2 separate regions of the Homo sapiens genome follow, and region 2 is linked to region 1. The links are chromatin loops, found by intact Hi-C in ENCODE. Cell type or tissue: Caco-2. All regions are shown on one strand. Each heading gives the region's core, and the rest is flanking DNA. Links, peaks and the distances in the headings are about the cores only.

Region 1 (2,914 bases), core at 127-2,626:
GTGCATTGCTCCAGTGATGGATGCACTGAAGGCCCTGACTTCACCAAAATGCAATGTGTCAATGTACCAAAATTATGATACAGCAAGTGCTTTAGGAATTAAGAGGTGTGAAATAACATCAGGCTGGAGTAAGATGTGAAGACTCTAGGGAAGAAGTAGAGTTTGAACCATCAGCTGAAGTTAAGTGAGATCAAAGTCAGTTCCAGGAGATAGTGGGGAAAGCTGGCTGAAGGAAAGACTTGAAGGAAGGAATGTCCTTGGCACAGTCTCGGGGACCATAATGGATGAATGAGGCTGATGTGAGAGACGTGTTCATGAGAAAGATGGGAAGTAGGTTGGAGAGGTAGGTGACGTCCTATTTTGTCAATGGACAGTTTCAGCACCCACCCTGCAAGCCCCAAACTGGGCCTTGGTGAGGGAGTTGTTGGCAAAGTCCCTACAAGGCCCAGACCCCAAGCCTACATGAAGGCGCCAGTTCAGACCTCAAATGTCAGCCTGTGGAGTTGAGTCCGTAACCAGCCTGAGAGACTTGCCACGGAGCACACTTGGCGCCTCCTCCATACTTCTAGCTGCACACAGACTTGCTCAACAATGGAGTGACTGATGCAGGTTTGACCTTGAAGTACAGAATCAATAAAGGAACTAGAAGAATAAAAGTTGAAATTGGAAGAAGATACATGGGAGGATGACTTAGAAAACAATGCATGGACTACTCAGGAGGCCGAGGCATGAGAATCACTTGAACCAAGGAGGCAGAAGTTGCAGTGAGCTAAGATCGTGCCACTGCACTCCAGCCTGGGCAACAGAGCGAGACCCCGTCAAGAAGAAGAATGCATGGGGTATCCCTGCCACAGGAGCCCTTAGGAATCTGAGAACTATTAATAAATATGATGTTATTGTATTTGCACCCTGAGTTTGGCTTCCTGAAGAATCCATTATAGTGGCACATAAAACCCATAAACTAATGAGGAGGCTTCCTCCATAGAACTGAAGGCATTTGTAGCTATATTGACACTTAATTCACTGAAGACATTTGTCTCACACTTTATTATATTGAGAACTTAACCCAGTTTTGCAAAATAGATAACCATCACAGGAGCTGGTCTTAATTACCTCTTGCCCTTTGTGTGCCTTATGTAGACCTTCTCTTTGAAATAATGTGTGTATTTTTCAGTCTTCTCTTTTCCTTCTTAAGGTTTTTCTCAAGAGCCTAGCAAGATTCCTTAAAAAAAAAAAAAAAAAAAGCTGAAAGCAAATCTATCTGTTAGTTGCCTTTGGCCTTAAAAATCTTCCCAACAAAGCTATAGTTGCCTGACAAACTTTGATATCTATAAATAATGCTGACAAAGGAAAAAAATCAAATTAAAGTGTTAGTTCAAGAATTCCATCCCGTGAACACGTTAGAGTGTCCTACTTGTCCTCAGGCTACCATCCTGCTTGAGCTGTTAGCACTTTTCCTGAGGCAGACAACTTCCTTAACTCACACCTGAAACAAACAAACAAAAAGCTGATGTCAGCCCGGGCGGTCCTTTCCCCTCCTGGCTCTTTCCCTTTGCTAGAGAACTGAAATCAGATGAGTTGCTGACATCTGGTGGTAACTAAGCGGAGTGTAATCTCGGTCTTGGAAGGACTTTTGTCTCTGATTCCAATACACTCCCCCAGCCTCTGATTCCTGGAGGCCTCCCCTTGAGCTTACAAAATTGTTTTATCCAAAGGGAAAGCAAAAGAGCAAACTAAGAAACAACAGAAACAATTTCCCACGGTTCTGAGAAGATGAGTGTTGGCCACCAGAATGAAAAGTCAGCCTTCTCTAGAGACAACCAACACTTCTTGGATTTAGACAAAGATTAGACTTGATCCCAACAGACTTGATGAGTCATGAGAATAAATAACACAGGGAAGTCTCTTTTGGTTAAAGGTAACATTTTTCTTGCAGCTGGGAATAATTCTGCTGTACTCATTTTCTCTTGGCCATTCAAATATTTTAAAAAGCTCCCCATTTTTTGGGGGCCACAGAGTAGACAGTGGTTTCTGAAGCATTCTGCATTGTTCTACTCTTCTACCTCTCAGCATGTTGCGTGAAACCTCAAATCCTTGCTCACAAAAGTTCTTAAACTTCATCTTCAGAGAAAAATGTAGAACCTTCACTCTGGATAGGACAAAGGCATCCACTAATGAGACGTGCAGGGCCTAAAGGTATGTTAGGTGATTCCCAGTACTAGTGTCTGGGAGTATCAGAGAAGGAGGTGTCCTAAACGTTGCAAGCAGAAAGAAAATCAGTCACTATTCTAAAATGCTATTTGATTTCTTCGTAGCATGTATCACTAAAAACAAAATGTATTTTGTTCATGTGTTTGTTTTCTTGGTTTTCACCTGTATCCTCCTGGTTTTGCCTTCCTTACTCAACACACCTCTCCTCTTGAAAACTAGAAAATAAACTTGAGAACAGAAACCTTGGTGGTCTTGTCCACCGTTATATCCCAGTACCTAAAATACATGACATGCTAAACTTCTCAAATACTTATTTTACAAAAGAATGACAATACACTCCCATAGTTCCAGGGAGTCCCTACTTTACCATCCCTCACTCCAGAAAGCCCGCAAAAGCATCCCATCCAGGGAAGCTCTCTAATGACTCTTTTTCCCATTCATCGACAGCAGAGAGCAAAAAGCCAATATCCAGGGCCCAGCCTAGCGACCTCCTAAGATTCCTGGAGGTTGACGGGTGTTAGCACAGATGAAGGCTGCCTTCACCAGAAGGCCTTCCAAATGCTTCAGGGCATTGGAGACAGAAATCTTTACGGGCAGCGTTGAGTCTATTACAGCATATCTTGGTGCTAGATTGCTATCTGGGTGTGCATGAGTCTGTGGGGGCCGGGGGAAGTGTGCTGGAAAACTTTCCCTCTGTCTCCAG
Region 2 (2,914 bases), core at 147-2,646, 450 kb before region 1:
ATCAATGATCCTAGTTAGATCTTCTGGATAACTTGCAGCAGTTTCTATATCAACACTTGCTGCCTCTTTTTGCACCTTTATGATATTAAGACAGCTTATTTCCTTAACCTCATGAACCAACCTCTGCTGGCTTCTAACTTTTCTTCTGCAGCTTCCTCACCTCTCTCAGACTTCACAGAATTGAAGAGAGCTAGGGGCTTGTTCTGTATTTGCCTTTGGCTTAAGGGAACATTATGGCTTTTTTGATTTTCTATATAGACCACTCAAACTTTCTTCATATCAGCAATAGGGCTGTTTTGCTTTCTTATCATTCATGTGTTCACTGGAGTTGTGCTTTTAATTTCCTTCAAGAACTTTTCCTTTGCATTCACAACTTGGCTCTTTGGCCCAAGAGGCCTAGCTTTTGGTTTATTGTGGCTTTCAACATGCCTTCCTTACTAAGCTTAATCGTTCTATCTTTTGATTTAAAGTGAAAGACATGTTACTCTTCCTTTCACTTGAACACCTAGAGGCAATTGTGGTGTTATTAATTGGCCTAATGTCAGTACTGTTGTTTTTAGGGAATAGGGAGGACTGAGGCGAGGGGAGAGAGAAAGGGGGGTGGCCAGTGGGCAGAGTGGTCGCAACACACACGTTTATTGATTGAGTTCACCATCTTATATAAGTACAGTTTGTGGTGTCCCAAACCAATTATAGTAATAACATCAAAGATCACTGATCACAGATCACCATAACAGATGTACTAATAATTAAAAAGTTTGAAACATTGTGAGAATTACCAAAATGTTACACAGAGGCACAAAGTGAGCACACGATGTTGAAAAATGGCACCGATAGACTTGTTTGGTGCGGTTGCCACAAATCTTCAATCTGTAAAAAACACAATGTCCGTAAAACGCAATAAAGCAGAGAGCAATAAAATGAGGTTTGCCCATCATTCACCTTATTTGATTTATCCTATGGTACAAGCAGACAGGTTTGATTACAGAAGCAGTTCAGAAAGTTTGTGTAATTTGTTCAAGATTCCGACCGCTGATACATGGGACAGCCAAGACCAGAATTCAATTCTTCTAACTCCCAAGTGCAGTACTGTGTTGCTTTGGAGTCTGAAACCCTATAAGGTTCACACTTTTCTCAGCCCAGTCTGGCCCTCCCCTGGAATGCCTGTCTGGGGTCTTCCAGCCTCACCTAGGGATCCTGTGGAATGGTCAGTGGAGTACAGGGAAAGGAGTCTAATGTTGTGTTATTATCCTGGCTCTGCAGTCCCAAATTGCTCAGGAAACTTTTTATGGGTTTTAGTTTTGTCATCTGCAAAATGAAGCAGGTATTATGCACCCACTCCATCCTACAGGGGGCATTGAAGGCTCCAGGGCAGGAGTGTGCAAATCCTTCGAGGAGGTCCCTGTGCTGTTCCTGTAGGTGAGAGAGGCTTCCCATTTTCTGTTATTTCAACTCATCTGCCCTTAACAGTGGATGCTGTCCTCAGCCCCAAGCCAGAGGGAGGAGGCTGTGCCAGTCTGTGGGATCTGGGCTACTGCTCACTTGGGAGCCCTTTTGGCCAGCCTGTTTTCGTTGACTGTCCCAGGCAGCCTGCCTAGGGGCCTGTTTTGCTGGAAGAATGAGCAGTAGGGGGAAGAGCAGCTCCACAGGTGAGCAACAGAGACAGCTAGCTCAGAGCCTTTAAAATGAAAGTGTTCTCTTGAGAGTGTGCAAAGATCTGATTTGTGATAGATCAAAGTCAGGAAATGCATCACTCCTCCAGAATCAAAGGCTCCTTGCTCTCAGGAACAGACAGCAAAGATTCCTCTTGCAAGAAGAGCTAAGCATAACAATAGAGAGTGGCTGCCACCCTCCCCCAGGCCAGGATAGGGGCCTGGCTGTGTTGACAAACATCTGCACCTGGGCTGCACCTGCCAGGCAAGGACTGACCTGGAAGCTGCAAAGTGCACCTGCTCTTCTGATTTCCTGTTGTTCATCGGTGGTGGGGACAGGTTCCACTGAACCTTGAATATCCCTCCTTTCTCCATTTGGGGATTGGCTGAGGATGTGGCAGGGCTGGTCAGCCTCCAGTTCCAGCACTTCTACTCATTTCCTCTGTGACCTTGGGAAAGACCCTAGCTCAATTAGGTTTCCTCAACAGTCTTGTGGCTTCAGATCTTCTGTTTTATTCCCTCTCAGGGGTTTGGTGAGGGGTTCCATCCTGAGCTTCAGTCAGGACAATGGGTGGGGGATTTGCTCTGTGATCAGGAAGGAGCCATTCATGTGGCTTTGACCAGAAAGCACAGAAAAGAAGGGAGAACACCCAAGCCTTCCACAGCACTCGGTTCCAACCAGACTTTTTTATTCATCAGTGAAGTTTTATTCATCCATCCATTGATGGACACCTAGGTTATTGTAGTATACATACACAATGGAATAGTATTCAGCCTTAAAAACAGGAAATTTTGTTATTTGCAATAACATGGATTAACCCAGAGGCCACTATATTAAGTGAACTAAGCCAGGCACAAAGAGACAAATACCACATGATCTCACATATATGTGGAAATTTAAAAAGTCAAACTCTTAGAAGTAGAGAGCAGAATGGTGTTTACCAGGGGCTGGGGTGGGGAGGTGGAGGGGAACGGGGAGATGTTGGTCAGTGGGTATAAAGTTTCAGTTACACAGGAGGAGTTTTGGTGATTTATTTCACAGTATGTTGGCTACAGGTAAGAACAATGCATTGAATATTTCAAACAAGCTACAAAATAGGATTTAAAACCTTCCCATCACAAAGAAATGATACGAGGCGGGCATATCACTTGAGATCAGGAGTTCAAGACCAGCCTGGCCAACATGGCGAAATGCCATCTCTACTAAAAATACAAAAGTTAGCTGGGCATGGTGGCGCATGCCTGTAATCCCAGCTACTCGG

Evidence for each region. Peaks named below come from ENCODE experiments on the same cell type or tissue, not always from the same donor. Only the 100,000 strongest peaks of a DNase experiment are listed, where the experiment ranks them.
Region 2: it touches region 1 in a loop (4-fold over the local background); 7 of 110 quality-filtered maps call a loop at or near these places.

Annotation. Positions count from the first base shown.
Region 1 is chr1:214,121,770-214,124,683 of GRCh38, forward strand. No RefSeq gene overlaps it. Among named protein-coding and RNA genes, the nearest start is that of LINC02775, 11 kb to the left of the region's middle. RefSeq lists a silencer at 1,566-1,655. In Caco-2, for the core only: CTCF peaks have their summits at 1,603 (motif pointing left) and 1,822; a DNase peak (open chromatin) is centred at 1,542.
Region 2 is chr1:213,668,765-213,671,678 of GRCh38, forward strand. It overlaps a transcript of RPS6KC1 not described here. Among named protein-coding and RNA genes, the nearest start is that of LINC00538, 250 kb to the right of the region's middle. RefSeq lists an enhancer at 1,580-2,109. In Caco-2, for the core only: a CTCF peak has its summit at 1,417; a DNase peak (open chromatin) is centred at 1,887.